Regions from separate parts of the Homo sapiens genome. Here region 1 is linked to region 2. Evidence: read pairs that join two places in POLR2A ChIA-PET (ENCODE). Cell type or tissue: GM12878. All regions are shown on one strand.

What was found. Peaks named below come from ENCODE experiments on the same cell type or tissue, not always from the same donor. Only the 100,000 strongest peaks of a DNase experiment are listed, where the experiment ranks them.
Region 1: POLR2A ChIA-PET joins it to region 2 with 10 read pairs; 4 of 35 experiments call an interaction of 5 or more read pairs at or near these places.

Annotation. Positions count from the first base shown.
Region 1 is chr7:127,593,031-127,601,030 of GRCh38, forward strand. It overlaps FSCN3 (fascin actin-bundling protein 3), which reads left to right and starts at 706. Exons shown (of 7, transcript NM_020369.3): 1 at 706-967; 2 at 2,277-2,973; 3 at 3,298-3,416; 4 at 5,405-5,564; 5 at 6,351-6,521; 6 at 7,164-7,369. The coding sequence starts at 824. The coding sequence ends at 7,369. In GM12878, a CTCF peak has its summit at 5,493 (motif pointing right); no DNase peak of the experiment used is centred here.
Region 2 is chr7:127,681,264-127,689,263 of GRCh38, forward strand. SND1 (staphylococcal nuclease and tudor domain containing 1) reads left to right here. Exons shown (of 24, transcript NM_014390.4): 2 at 5,350-5,499. Among named protein-coding and RNA genes, the nearest start is that of SND1, 33 kb to the left of the region's middle. In GM12878, a CTCF peak has its summit at 4,547; DNase peaks (open chromatin) are centred at 1,007, 3,058 and 4,588; H3K4me3 peaks cover 466 bases; H3K27ac peaks cover 3,021 bases.

The DNA of each region.
Region 1 (8,000 bases), 88 kb before region 2:
AGCTGGGTTTTCTCCTCAAGCTTTGCAGGAAGTGAGTCCAAGAGACTATAACTCAGAGATTCTTTGGAGGGGAAAGATACCCTTGCAGGAGCTCTATCTGCCCAGCCAGATGTCCTACCCACTGGCAGAGCAGCTGGGGTTGAGGAGGGGTGCTTGGTGCTCTCTCCACCTAGGCCCTTCTCCTTACCCAGGTCCTGAGCCAGCCTTCCTGATGAATATGAGTAATTTGATGTCAACTGATTAACTAGGGTTTCCTCATACTCCCTGCAAAATAGCATCTGGAACATTTTGACCTCATCCTCCTAAGGGCCATAAAAGCTGATAGATTTTTCTTGGTTATCTTGAACTTAACAAAATACTTGAGTTGCAAGGGAGCCAGGCAGAACTCACTTCCTTGGGAGAAAGGAGGTTGCTTTCTATCCTGTTACCAGAATGAGAAACGGAGGTAAAGAAAGGAAAAAACTTGCCTAAATTCACAGGTTGAAGTTCCGGATCCTGGTCTCAGCTCAGCCTACTTTGGTGCCCAAAGGGGAATAGGAAGGCAAACACCGGAGGCTCTGCACCCGCCTCCTCTAGGCCATGGATTAATGCTGCTGCGCCAGGGCCCTTTCCCCACTGTGGTGTGATAAGAGGCTGCCCTCACAGTCACAATGCTCCCGGGTCACAGAGGTGCTGGGCCCCAGGCCAGCCTCTGCCTGGGAAGTTCTCTCTGGGAACATCTGGTGGGTACTACAGGCCCTATTCCAGGCCCTATGGCCTGTGGAACCTCACCACGGGGGGGAGGGCTGGGCCAGACGGAGACATCACCTGTGGTGTCAGCCCCATGGATGAGACAGAGTGGATACACAGACATCCCAAGGCTGAGGACCTAAGGGTTGGGCTCATCAGCTGGGCAGGAACCTACCTCACCTTTGAGGCATGCAAGAATACAGTCACTGCAACTGCGAAGAGTTTGGGCAGGAGACAGGTGACAAAGCAAACCCATGCTGGCACCAGTTTTCTGAGTGGCCAAGCTGTGTGTGTGTGTGTGCGCGCGCGCGTGTGTGTGCGTGAGTGTATGTGTGTGTGTGTGTGTATGTACTTGCCTGTATATGAAAGTATACTGGAACCGGTTTTCTGAGTGGCCAAGCTGTGTGTGTGTGTGTGTGTGTGTGTGTGTGTGTGTGTACTTGCCTGTATATGAAAGTATACTGGAACCAGTTTTCTGAGTGGCCAAGCTGTGTGTGTGTGTGTGTGTGTGTGTGTGTGTGCGCACTTGCCTGTATATGAAAGCAGGGTGTACTCTCAACCTAATCACTTTCCTAGGTTCTGCCAGTGCCAGGCCTGAGACTTTTCTACTCTAGGCTTTTGTTCACAGACCCTATTGCCCCATCTCCCACCTCTCAATTTATTCCGCAAGGTGAAGCCTCAGCCTTGCCCTTGCTGCCTTGTCCTGCTCTAACTGTCCCTATTCCCCATCCCAGCACAGGGTGGTTGTGTCAGAAAGAAGAGAAGTGGAGAGCACAGGGTGGTTGTGTCAGAAAGAGGAGAAGTGGAGAGCCCAGGTGGGAAAGCAGAATTGTGGGCATCCAGGGGAAGTTGGACCAGTGGAGTTATTGCAAAGCCTATGTTTCTGTTCTGGTTGTGGTTTGAGAATGGGGAACTCCAGAAGCCCTAGCAGTGTCGGTCTTCATTCTAGAGAGGAATGTAGGCACCTCTGGGATGGGTGCCAGACTGAGGCAGGGGCAAAGTTCTTCCTCTTATAACAAGGTTGATCACAGCTGAACCAGGCAGTTGCATCTGAACTGTTCATGCTCCCATCTTCATCCCTGGAGCCAGGGCCTGCCTATAAGAGCTTTTGCTTCTGTCTTGCCATGCTGGAAGGCAACCTTTGGGGATGGAGGTATTGGCTAAGTGTGCTCTCTGCGGACAACAGTGAGGAAGAAAAAAGTAAGACTTACACCAAAGCGTTTCTTTAAAAATTAGGTATTGAAGAGTGGGATTAAGAAAGGAGGGAGGGTTTACCTTCTGTTAGCTGAAGGAGGTAGACATCTAGAACTTCTCTTTGGATAGTGCCATCTGGCTGCAGGGGTGGAAGGGCCCAGAGATCTCTTGATGAGGGGATAGTGGGAAAGTGGAAGAGCTGACAGCAAGGAGATACCAGGGCTGATGTGGAAGAGGAGGTGGCTGGTGCTGATGAAGGTGCCAGGGTGATACCAGCCATGACAGTTGCAGGGCTCCTTGGTCTGGTAACTTCGTGATACTGATTTCCCTCTTCTCCCTCCTGATGCCTCCAGACCTGGGAGATCTTGGTGAGCAATGAGCATGAGACACAGGCCGTGGTGCGACTAAAGAGCGTGCAGGGCCTCTACCTGCTGTGTGAGTGTGATGGCACCGTGTGTTATGGCCGCCCAAGGACCAGCCACCATGGGTGCTTTCTACTGCGTTTCCACCGGAACAGCAAGTGGACCCTCCAGTGCCTAATCTCTGGTCGTTATTTGGAGTCCAATGGCAAGGACGTGTTTTGCACTTCCCACGTCCTCTCAGCTTACCACATGTGGACCCCCCGACCAGCCCTCCATGTCCACGTGATCCTCTACAGCCCCATCCACCGCTGCTATGCCCGGGCTGACCCCACTATGGGCCGCATCTGGGTGGACGCAGCAGTTCCCTGCCTGGAGGAGTGTGGCTTCCTGTTGCATTTCCGAGATGGATGCTACCACCTGGAGACCTCTACACACCACTTCTTGTCCCATGTAGACCGGCTGTTCTCCCAACCCTCATCACAGACAGCTTTTCACATGCAAGTGCGGCCTGGAGGGCTTGTGGCACTGTGTGATGGAGAAGGAGGCATGTTATATCCACAGGGCACGCATCTGCTCTTGGGCATGGGCTGCAACCCCATGAGGGGTGAGGAGTGGTTCATCCTACAGCACTGCCCAACCTGGGTCAGCCTCAGGTCAAAGACTGGGCGGTTCATCTCAGTCATCTACGGCAAGTGCTGGACCCAACACAGATGGAGGGAGAGAGGGCTGGCTGTTAAAAAGAGGAAAATGTGTTTGGGATCAGCACAGATTTTTGAGTCTGCTAATAAGGAAGATCCTGGGGACCCAAGGGGATCTTTTGTGCCATCGAGAAGGACAGAAAAGCATGGGTATGGGATTTAGGGGAAAGTTGCCTAGGTCTTCTCCAGACCTACCATGGTCCAACAGAAAGTGATGAAGTTTGAGGAGGGAGGGACAGAAGCCCCGGTCATAAAACATGGAGGAGGGGCCGAGACTGAGGGGAGGCTTTTACTGACATGCGCTTCCTCTGCAGATGGTGAGGTGCGTGCTGCTTCTGAGCGCTTAAACCGAATGTCCTTGTTCCAGTTTGAATGTGACAGTGAGAGCCCCACTGTGCAGCTTCGTTCAGCCAATGGCTACTACCTATCCCAGGTGAGACCTTGGCTTCCTGAGCAAGAGAAACCTTAAGCTCTGAGCTCTCCCTCCCTAGACTTCCTTCTCCTTTTTCAAGGCAAATGATGAGAGGATGATGTGGGCTGTGGAGGCACTTGTTGATAAACATTCATTTTCACCCAATGGGGGCTCCTTTAAAAAAAAAAAACAAAAATCAACTTTATTAAGGTATAATTTGAAAGTTTGTAAATTATATAATACACATATGTATAAATTATGTATATTATTTACAAATAAGTATATTATGTATGTTTTATAAATAAAATGCACCTATTAAGTATAAAATTCAGTAAGTTTTGACAAATGTATCCATCCATGCAACCATGCCGTAAGCATATCACAAGTGAGAAAATATTTCCAACACCACAAACTTTCCTCCTGCTTCTTTGCAGTCAGTTTCCCTCCACCCTTGCCTCCCTCTCCCAGCTACCACTGATCTGTGTTCTGTCTCCGTGAATTAGATTTGCCTACCTACTTTAGCGTTTCTGATCAATGGAAACATACAGTATGTATGGTACATACATTTCTTGTGCTTGGCACAATGTTTTTAAGGTTCGTTCACATAATGTTCGTGTGTCAGTAGTTCATTCCTTTTTATTGCCGAGTGGTATTCTATAATGCTGCTCATAAACATGATTTGTTTATCTATTCACTTGTTGATGAACACTTGGCTTGTTTCTAGTCTGGGCTATTATGAATAAAGTTGCTATAAGCATTCATGTACAAGTCTTTTTGTGAACATACATTTTCATTTATCTTGGGTAAATATGTAGGAGTGGAATTACTAGGTTGTATAATAGATATGTGCTTAACTTTGGAAGAAAGTGTCAGTTTTCTAAAGTGATTATACTATTTTACATTCTTGTCAATAACGTATGAGGGTTCTAAGAATTCCATATCCTCACCAATAGTAAAGCTGGCTTTTGGATTGTCTTTTTTATTTTAGCCACTCTAGTGGGTGTGTAATTTATGGATTTAATTCACATTTACCTTATAATTAGTAAGGTTTAGAATTTTTTTTTTTTTTTTGAGATGAAGTCTTGCTCTGTTGCCTGGGCTGGAGGGCAGTGGCTCAGTCTCGGCTCACCACAACCTCCGCTTCCTGGGTTCAAGAGATTCTCCTACCTCAACCTCCCAAGTAGCTGGGACTACAGGCATGCGCCACCATGCCCAGCTAATTTTTTGTATTTTTAGTAGAGATGGGGTTTCACTACATTGGCCAGGCTGGTCTCGAACTCCTGACCCCATGATCTGCCCGTGTCAGCCTCCCAAAGTGCTGGGATTACAGGCATGAGCCACCGTGCCCGTTTTCATGTGCTCATTGGACATTTGTATATCTTCTCTGTGACATATCTATTCAGATGCTTTGCCATTTGTTACTGGGTTGTTTGTCTTATTAATGCGTTGTAAGTGGTCTTCATGTGTTCTAAATCCAAGTCCTTTGCCAAATATATGTATTGCAAAAGTTTTCTCCAAACCTGGGGCTTACCTTTTTATTTGTTTAATGGATCTTTTGAGAAGCAAGTTTTTAATTTCAGTGAAGTTCAGTTTATCAATTTTTTTAAATGGTTACTGCTTTTCTTGTCCCAAGAAATCATTGCCTACCCCAAAGTTGCAAAGAACTTCTCTTATGTTTTCTTCTAGATGTTTCATAGTTTAACTTTCACTTTTATGCCTATGATCTACTTTAAAATGATTTTGGAGTCAAGACTGAGGTTTATTTCTCTCCCTATGATATCCTGGCGTAGTTTTTATGCTGTGCTCTGGGATACAGCACAGACTGGGGGAAGGGGAAGAGCTGAGGCCACAGCACATCTTCCAAAAAGGTTCTGAAAGCATCAACTCTGGGAGCATGAAAAAGGCTGATGAGTGGGATGTGGGAAGAGGGTCTAGGAATAAAACTGATGGGAAGAAAGCTGAGATTGTCAGTCCTTACTCCTCATCTCTGTTTCTGACATTCTTTCCAGAGGCGCCACAGGGCAGTAATGGCTGATGGGCACCCCCTGGAGTCTGACACGTTCTTCCGAATGCACTGGAACTGTGGCAGGATCATCCTGCAGTCCTGCAGGGGGCGCTTCCTGGGCATTGCACCCAACAGCCTGCTGATGGCCAATGTCATCCTTCCAGGTGAGTGGAGCAGCCTTCCTGCCAGATGATTCCAAGTCAGGGAGAACTTTAGAGGGAGGTGGAATATGATTGTTAAAAAGAGCACTGAAGGCCGGGCGTGGTGGCTCATGCCTGTAATCCCAGCACTTTGGGAGGCTGAGGTGGGTGGATCACGAGGTTAGGAGTTTGAGACCAGCCTGACCACGTGAAACCCCATCTCTACTAAAGATACAAAAATTAACCAGACATGGTGGTGCGGGCCTGTAATCCCAGCTACTTAGGAGGCTAAGGCAGGAGAATTGCTTGAACCTGGGACTTGGAGGTTGCAGTGAGCCAAGATCGTGCCACTGCATTGCAGCCTGGGCGACAGAGCGAGACTCTATCTCCAAAAAAAAAAAAAAAAGTACTGGAGTTGGGGTCGGAAGATTTGGGTCTGTACTTGTTCAGTCACTGAATTTTTGTCATCACTTGAGCAAAGCACCTCCTTGAGCCTCAGTTTTGTCGTCTATAAAAATGAACATTTCATTGTCTACAACTCTGCAGCCTCACAGAGTTGTCATGAGGATTAAACACATCAACACATCTCAAAGGAAGGAAGAATATTAAAGCTTCTTGGGTTTCGCATGTGCTAGGTACTCTCACAAACATTTCACAAGCACCTAGCATAAGACCTGACACATAGTAGGTGTTCATTCACTGTTAAAATATTGACCACACCCTTCTGCAATTAGCGTCCCCCCTCCTGCTTCCACTTGGGAAAACACCTAAAGGCAGCCCATCCAGATAACTCCTTCCTATTTCCTTCAGGCCCAAATGAGGAATTTGGGATTTTATTTGCCAATCGCTCCTTCCTTGTATTGCGAGGTCGTTATGGCTATGTGGGCTCCTCATCGGGCCATGACCTCATACAGTGCAACCAGGATCAGCCCGACCGCATTCATCTACTACCCTGCCGACCGGGTATCTACCACTTCCAGGGTGAGTGGCTCCTCTTCCCTGCCCAAGGGTTCACAGTCTAGTCCCTGCCTTAGCCCCAGCTCAGACTTCAGGGCCTGCCACTCAGGGCTTGCTCATTATAAAAGGAAAAACAGGCCAGGCGCAGTGGCTCATGCCTGTAATCCCAGCACTTTGGGAGGCTGAGGCGGGCAGATCACGAGGTCAGGAGATGGAGACCATCCTGGCTAACACGGTGAAACCCCGTCTCTACTAAAAATACAAAAAATTAGCCGGGCGTGGTGGCGGGTGCCTGTAGTCTCAGCTACTTGGGAGGCTGAGGCAGGAGAATGGCGTGAACCCAGGAGGCGGAGCTTGCAGTGAGCCAAGATCACGCCACAGCACTCCAGCCTGGGCGACACACCGAGACTCCGTTTCCAAAAAAAAAAAAAAGGAAAAACAGGACCTCTGTTGTTTTCACACTTCAAAGCCCCAGGGTGGGTTGGCAGAACAGAAAACAGTGGAATCCCTATTGGCGCTCCTGCATTTCCATAGAAGGACCCGCCAATGCAGGCAGGATGGGGCAGCTAGGGGAGGGTGGCATGCCTCCACAGAGTCCCTCCAAGGCCAGATCGCTGGAGGACTCCCCTGTGAATGGCCCACCAACCTGAGCTCTTCCTTCTCCAGCACAGGGGGGATCCTTCTGGTCAATAACATCCTTTGGCACCTTTCGCCCTTGGGGCAAGTTTGCCCTCAACTTCTGTATCGAGCTTCAGGGGAGCAACTTACTCACTGTACTGGCCCCCAATGGCTTCTACATGCGAGCCGACCAAAGTGGCACCCTGTTGGCAGACAGTGAAGACATTACCAGAGAGTGTATCTGGGAATTTTAGGTAAGGGAGAGGAACAGGTAAGGGGCTAGGGGAGCAGAAGCCATGGGGCAAGAGGAGAAGGGAGGTGGGTGGGGAGGCATGTGATGGGAAGACCAAAATGCACTCCCAGGCTGACTTCTGTCCCATAATTTGATCAACTCCAGACATTTATTCCTAATCTGTGCCATTTCTTTAGAGCTTACAAACCTGGGCTTGCTAGAAAGGGGAGACAGTTTCCCACTGCTATGCCACACTGACAGGTGGGCTTGGAAGCACGCTTGGAGGGGACAGGGTGAGGTGTTCTTGTACATTTCTATCTCCATTAAGATGCAGAATTTCACTCTATTTTTAGGGAAAACGGATGACTTTGATCATGTGTGTAGGTGAAAAAAAAGATGTGCTTTCTATCCTTTGCACCTTCTATCCCTACCTCTTGGACCCCTGGGTCTCTTGAATATTTTCCTCAGCCCCAACCCTTCTCCTGACCTCTAATGTCATGTCTCTCCAACCTCCTGATAGACAGTTGACTTGACTTCGTCCTGCCAGTTCCTAAAAATCAACATAGCTGATATCAGCCTGCTCATCTTCCCTTCCTAAGGTGATCCTGTTTTCCTGCCTTCCCCAGGGCCATCTTGGGCATTCCCTCCTCCCA
Region 2 (8,000 bases):
TTTTCATGTGCTTTTTGGACATTTATATTTATTTTTTGGATAAATGTCTCTTCAACTTACTTTAATTGGGCTATTGTCTTCTTATCAAATTATGATAGTTCTTTATTCTGGATACTAGACCCTTGTCAGATATATGAGATAAGAGTCTAGTATTCAGAATTTGCATATACTCATATTTTTTTCTTTCTTGATAGTGTCCATTGAAGCACACTGTTTTTAATTTTTATGAAGTCCAATTTATTTATTTATTTTTAAGTTGCTTGTGTTTTTGGTGTCACCTAAGAAACCATCACCTAATGCAAGGCCATGTAGATTTACAGGTTTGTTTTCTTCTAAGACTTTTATAGTTTTACTCTTAAATTTAGGTCTCTGGTCCTTTTTGAGTTATCTTTTGTATATGGTATGACGTAGAGGGCCAACTTCATTCTTTTGCACATGGAGATCTAGTTGTCCCAACACATTTTTGTTGAAAGGACTACTCTTTCCCCATCAAATTATCCTGGCACCCTTGTTCAAAGTCAGTGGGCCATAAATGTATGGATTTGTATTGGGCCTTCTTTTTGTAATATTTGTCATCAGATGTCTGCCCTTGTTCTTTATGTTGGTTCTTCACACAGGTAGATATTGCTGTTACAGTATACCTACTATACTATCTTAACTAGTGGATATGCCCGTTAAACCAGTCCTCTTTGCAGAGCTAGTAAGATGCCATTCTCAGACCAAAGTGATTTTTGCTCTTGGGCTGGGAAAAAATATTGGCTTCATTGACATACAAATTTCTGTACCATCCTTTTCTTTGCCCTTAGTATGGCTGGGTTTTTGTATAAGAAGTTTTCTGTCTTGTTGTGTCATTGGCCCAGGAGTTAAATAGTTAAACAAACCAAGTCATTTATCAGAATCTAGTGAAGATTTAATGTGGTGTTCCTGTTGCTGGGCAACATTTTAGTGGCTGCCCATACAGTGTTTCACTGTAGGTAAATCTCCCAGTAAACCCATAAGTGGGTTTGAACAATTTGAGTCCCCAATTTTCCTTCTCAGCTGCCTTGTTTCAGCCTTTGTAACCACGTGACTTGTGCCCTGAAGCCAGGTCCTTTGAATCACACCACGTCCCTCTGCAACCTTTATTGGCAGAACTGAGAAATGTCTAATCCATAACCTCAATCAAACTGACTTATTGTGACACCTGGTTTCACAAACCTCCTGCTGTATCAGGTAGTTCTAAGATCATTTTTCTAGAATGTCAGTTTATTAATATAATTGCATAAAGCAGTAACCATTTGACTTGATTTCTGTGCTCTATAAATTAGCAATTAAGGATAATTACTGCATCCATGAAAGTTTGCAACATGAATCAGCACAGCTTTGGCAGACTAATTACCTATGACAGTTTCTTCTCAATCTTAACATTATTCTCCTGAAATTAAAATTCTGGTAAACAACATATTATACTTACATGTGATGTTTATTGTTTGTCTGTCTCCCCCTACTAGAATGTCAGCTCCCCAAGAGCAGAAATTTTTGTCTGCTTTGTTTCACTGAAACATGCCACTTGCCTAGAACAATGCCTGGCACATAGTAGGCACTCAGTAAGTTTGTAGTGAATTAATAACTGAATAAATCAAGGAATAAAATTATAACAATAATCAACCTGGCAGGTCTTTCTGAGAAGAAAAACGGCTTGTTTTGGTGCCATATGACATATAAATTGTTGAGCATATAGACCCTTGGCCTTTTTCATATTTTACCCAGACATTTAAAGTATTTTTCCCCCAGAAGGTATTTCTCATTGGTTTTATTTGGTGGCGACTGTTAGCTATAAGAAGGCCATTACAATGTTTTCATTGAGGAAGAACTTGAATAAAGACTGTTGGCGAGTAAGACAGGTGGGAGAGTTTAACAGTGGTTGGCAGATGAAGTGGAAATAGCAAAAAGGAGGTGTAGTGTGTTTCTGTTTGTTTCTTTGTTTTTTTGAGAGAGAGTCTTGCTCTGTCACCCTGGCTGGAGTGCAGTGGCACAACCATGGCTCACTGCAACCTTGACCTCCCAGGCTCAAGCGGTTCTCCTACCTCAGCCTCCCAAGTAGCTGGGACTACTGATGTGCACCACCACACCCAGCTACTTTTTTTGATTTTTAGTAGAGATGAGGTCTTGCTGTGTTGTCCAGGCTGGTTTTGAACTTCTAAGTTCAAGCAGCCCTCTCGCCTCGTCCTCCCAAAGTGCTGAGATTACAAGCTTGAGCCATTGCACCCAGCCTGTAGTGTGTTTTGAATGATTTCAGTTTCTGTGAGTGGTAGGAGGGAAACTAGTTCTTCCCTAGTAGAAATAGTTCTCTTACTTCCATAACTGTGTACAGTCAGTCTTTTCTTACCTTTCCACCAAGGCAATAGCCAAATGAGGGGAAGAGAGTTTCAGAAGAAGGGTGCACACATGCCAATCCTCTCCTCCTGGAGGAGTAGGAATAGCAGTACCTGCCACAGTGAATCTATTTCTTTTGCTTAGGAAGTTGAATTGGTGACAGCTGCTTGAATTCATATATTCAATGGTATAAAAGGTGTAGAGAGCCTGTAGAGTAAAAATCATCTCCGTAACATTGATTCAAGCATTAACTGAATGGCATTTTTGGTGCAACAATGCAAGGAAGTTCTGACAGCAGCCTTTAGCATTCAGGGAGAGGAGAGGGCATACAAAGGAGTTTTGCACAATTACTGTGTACAAGTTGTTTGCCAAAGCCATTAATGGGGCCAGGATAATAGTTGTAGATCCATTGTCCCCAGGGATCCGGTTTACTAGGCAGAGGCATTAGAGAGGCAATACCTTTCTGATATTTAGAGATGAGGGGCTCTTCTCATCAGTCCCTCTGTTCTTGAGCTTCTCAGTTTGATTTGTCAGGCTTGAGAAACAAAGATGGTTTCCTAGGCTAGGTCAATGCTTGCTTATCAGAGTTCACCTTCGTCAGAGAGGATGAGTTTTCTTGTAAATAGGCCTTAGCTTTTATGACTGGGCTTTACCAAGAGGTCCCCTGGGAATGCGTTATTACTTTTTTTGTGTGTGAAAACTTGACCAAAATTGAGCAGCAAGCACTAGAAACAGATGTTCTGGTTTGTGTGCTGTATGTAGTTTGGCTGTCCTCAGCCTCATTTGGAATTTGTGCTTGAATGATTTCAAGTGCAGGTATTCTGCACTATGCTCTTCTTGCTGTGTGTTTTGTTTCTACCACTTGTGAGAAAGAATTGAATATAAATGAGTCAGGAAGCTCTCCTTTTCTTCTTTGGCCCTTCTTATTCAGGAACTTCAAGCAGCCTCTACTCTAGTATACCTGTTCTTTCCTGGCTTTGTTTGGTTTGAGAGCTTATCTTTTGGAATGTCAGTTCCCTGGGATAATGCCTAGGACATGAATTCTCAGGATAGGGTGTTAGCATGGTTATTTGGCTAGAAGTTTTAGGGTTTAATTGCTGATAACAGGATAAAAACGAAAAGCGTGCCTGTAACTGGATTAGGAAGACAGTCTTTTTGTGTGTGTGTGCCATGGTATATAACCAGGGATTAAAGTGACTTAGGCCAGGGTCTGTGTGCTTAAGGTGTTGGGGATATTGAGACATTATCAGAGTACTAATTTAATGTACAATTAAATATTGTATATTGGAATGTACAATTAAATATTGTATATTGGAATGTACAATATTGTTTGATAGAATTTCCATAAAAAGTTAGTATGGATAAATGAATTGTGATATATTCGTACAAAATCCTTGGTCAGGGTAATGGTGGGGTTTGAGAGAAGGGGCTGCAAGTAGAGAGGGGCACATGGATTCCAAGGTTCTGGCAATGTGCAGTATTTCAGTTCTTAACTTGGGTGGTGGTTGCTCAGATGTTTTACTTTTCTTATTCTTTAATTTGTACATGTGGGTTTAAATTCATTTGTGTATTTATATCAATATTTAACACTTGAAAGCGTTAGTTAAGGTAGAGAGGTGGAGAGCAATGCACTCTAAGTGAAAGGAGCAGCTTCCTTTCATTCTCCTTTTTCTCTTCCTTTGATTCAACTTCCTCACAAGGATTATTCCTTTACTGAGAACTCCATGGTCTTGTCTAAACAGTGTTCTGTGTTGACAGAACCCTCCAACCTTCTCACTACTAACCTTTCGAAGCTATTTTTTATGAAGCGTGGAATTGAGAGTCTTTCAGATCTAGTGAAGCCAGGGCATGAGCCCCCACCTGTTTGTTGTATTGTGAGTCTCTTCGCAAAGACAATTTGAATAGCTTGGGTCGTTTTTCCCTTATGTGTCTTCTTCCCTTCTTTCACTTGAAATCCTTTCTTCTTCTCCCCTGCAAATACTTTAAGGTTAATGCCAGTGAGCTTTAGAGCTCTTTTCACAGTTGCAAGTGGGTTCTATGCCTGGCATCTTTGATTAGAGAGATGAAAGGAGCCACTGACTGCACTTGGGAGCCTTAAGGTGTTTATTAGATTCTTACGTTTTAATCATGTAGGGCATGGGTTTTCTAGATTACTTCTGTATTTCTCTCTTGTACTGTCCACAAGGGACACTCTAGGTATTGCATCCACCTTAGCCTTGGGCATGCTCATTTCCTCCCAGGGGTGTGTAGGGACTTCCCTCAGCTTCTCCTTTTTTTTCTTTTTTTGTTTGAGCAGAGTTTCACTTTTGTTGCCCAGACTGGAATGCAATGGCGCGATCTTGGCTCACCGCAACCTCCGCCTCCCGGGTTCAAGCGATTCTCCTGCCTCAGCCTCCTAAGTAGCAGGAACTACAGGCATGCGCCACCACACCTAGCTGATTTTGTATTTTTAGTAGATACAGGGTTTCTCCATGTTGGTCAGGCTGGTCTCGAACTCTTGACCTCAGGTGATCCACCCGCCTTGGCCTCCCAAAGTGCTGGGATTACAGGTGTAAGCCACTGTGCATGGCCACAGCTTCCCCTTTTCCTAAGCCTTTCATTGTTCGCTTCAATCTGAGAATGGAAAGTGTTGATGGAGATATTAATTCTTAATAATTGGAAAGAATGCAAGGGGTGGTACTTGCTAGGATGAAATTATAGAGGTCATTAATCTGTATGTCTCACATGCCTTTTTACCCCAGTCTGTTTATTCTATGACTTTTCTATTGTTGGATTTCTGGGTCAATCATTTCAGAATTTGGCCCCAGGCTTTATGTAGGTATTTCTCTTATAAAATTAAAAACAATCCTGTTTATTTAGTCATTCAACAGATGACTTTGCATGCCTTTGAAGTGCAAATGCTATTTGAAATGTTGGGGATACGGTGGTACACAACCTGCATTATGGTGATACGGCCTCTGGACCATTCATTTTCTCTTTCTTCCCCCTACGTAGGTCCTCTCAGGGTGCGCCATCATTGTCCGAGGTCAGCCTCGTGGTGGGCCTCCTCCTGAGCGGCAGATCAACCTCAGCAACATTCGTGCTGGAAATCTTGCTCGCCGGGCAGCCGCCACACAACCTGATGCAAAGGATACCCCTGATGAGGTAGGTGTTTCCTGAGGCCATCGTGAGCCTGTGGACCTAGGTAATAGCCCACTGTCTTCTGTCGCTGATGCCATTTTGATGTACTCTTTCTTTGTATTTTGAGTATTTTTATATCATAGAACTGCTGATTCTGGATGTGCCCACAAGCAGCTTGTATCTGTTGTTTATATGTTTACTACCTTTAGTGGCAGTTGAAGTCTTAGAGCTTTTTCTTGTACCTTTTCCCATAGACTTAGATTTGTTGTGTTTTCACTACTACTTTTCTTGGAATAGTTTAGGAACATTTCCTGGGTAGCCTTAAGCATTTGAAATCACCATTGGTTATGGCAGAGCTCTTTTATTAATTTATTTTTGAATTCTTCATTCATTTACATTGTTCAGAATGCAGAAGGATATATAGTGAAAAATCGAGTACTTCCCCTGAGACACCTGAGGTTACTAGGGTCTTGTGTCTCCTTCCAGAGATAGTTAAAACCTGTATGATCAGACACTCTCATTTTCATAAATCGTAGCATGCTATAAATGCTAGGCCCATATTTTATTATTTTATTAAAGATTGTTTTTCTTTAAGGTTCAGAGGGTACATTTTCATGTTTGTTACACGGGTATATTGTGTAATGTTGGGGATTGGGCTTCTAGTGTATCCATCACCAAAATATTGAACATTGTATCCAATAGATAATCTTTTAATTCTCACCCCCCTCACTCCTTCTCCCCTTTTGGAGTCCCCAGTGTCTATTATTTCTATCTATATGTCCATGTGTACCCATTGTTTAGTTCCCACTTACAAAAGTTAGAACATGTGATATTTGATTGTCTGCTTCTGAGTTAGTTCACTTAGGATGCTGGCCTCTAGCTCCATCCATGTTGCTGCAAAGGACGTGATTTCAGTATTTTTTTATGGCTGCCCATACTTTATTACTGATTTTTTTTGTTTTGTTTTGAGACAAGGTCTCTGTTGCCCGGGCTGGAGTGCAGTGGTGTAATCATGGCTCACTGTAGTCTCAACCTCCCAGGCTCAAGTGATCTTCCCACCTCAGCCTCCTGGGAGTAGCTGGAACTACAGGCATGTGCTATCATACCTGGCTAATTTTTATTTTTATTTTTTTTAGTAGAAAGGAGGTCTCGCTAGTTTGCCCAGCCTTGAGTTCCTGAATTCAAGCAATCTTTCTGCCTCGCCCTAAAGTACTGGGATTACAGGTGTGAGCCACTGCCCCTGGCCTATTCCAGATTCTTAATCTGGGATCCATGCACCTCTGAAGGCATATATAAATCCCATGAAATTGCAAAATTTTGTGTAAACGTGAATTGTTTTAGAGAGGGAGTTTTAAAAATCAGTTTCTTAAGGGAACTTATGGCTCAAAAGTAGTTAAGAACCATTGTTTTATGGTTATTTGAGAACCTTCTGTGCCTAATGGTGATTTGAGAACCTTCTGTGCCTATGTCCCATCATCTCCTCCATCCTTCCCTCACACCCCTCAGCCTCTAATGCCCAGCCCCCTTGCTTTTGTGGTCTGCCTTTGACCCCTTAAGTTTCTGCTCTTTGGGCAGCTGCTATGTGTACCAATTTGGCATTGTTTAGTCTTTTTGGCTTCTACACTTTGAAACATTAGTGCTTTGCTGTCCTTTAGCAGTGCTTTGGCTGTCAGAAATGAAATTTCTGGGCTGGCCATGGTGGCTCATACCTGTAATCCAAGCACTTTGGGAGGCTGAGTGGGGATGATTGCTTGAGCCCAGGACTTCAAGACCAGTCCTGACAACTGACAACATAGCAAGATCCCATCTCAAAAAAAAAAAAAAAAAGAAAAAATTAGCCAGGCATGGTGGTGCATGCCTGTAGTCTCAACTACTTGGGAGGTAGAGGTGGAAGGATCACTTGAACCTGGGAGTTCAAGGCTGCAGTGCATCATGATTGTGCCACTACACTGCAGCCTGGGTGACAGTGTAAGACCCTGTCTAAAAAAAAATAATAAAAAAAAAAAAGCAAAATTTCTGGATTCCAATTATTTGTTCTTTGCCCCAACTTTATCATGTTGGGCAGGTTGGTACCTCAGCTTTTGTGTGCTATTCCCTGCCAGGGAGGTAAAGAAGAAAAAGCAAGAGTTTATGTGGAACTTTTATTAATATTTAAGTAAAGCATTTAGTTTTTAAAATTATAATAAAGGACATTTTATTTTAATTAAGAAGTTAGTGAAGCAATGGTATAGATAATAGAGATAGAGAAAAACTCCCATAATTCTACTACCAACAGCAATCAGACTAAATAGATTAAAATAAATTTAAGTAGATTAAAATCAGTTCTTTTTCACTGGTCCTCCATCAGGGACCACACATATTGAGAATATTAGCATATACCTCAGGGTCGTTTAATGAAGATTAAACAAGATAACATGAAGTGCTTTAGTGCATGCTTATAAAATAATAAATGTTAGTTGTGGTAATCACTACTACTGCTTGCTAATTTCTCTTACTACAGATACTCCTAGTACTGTTAGATCAAC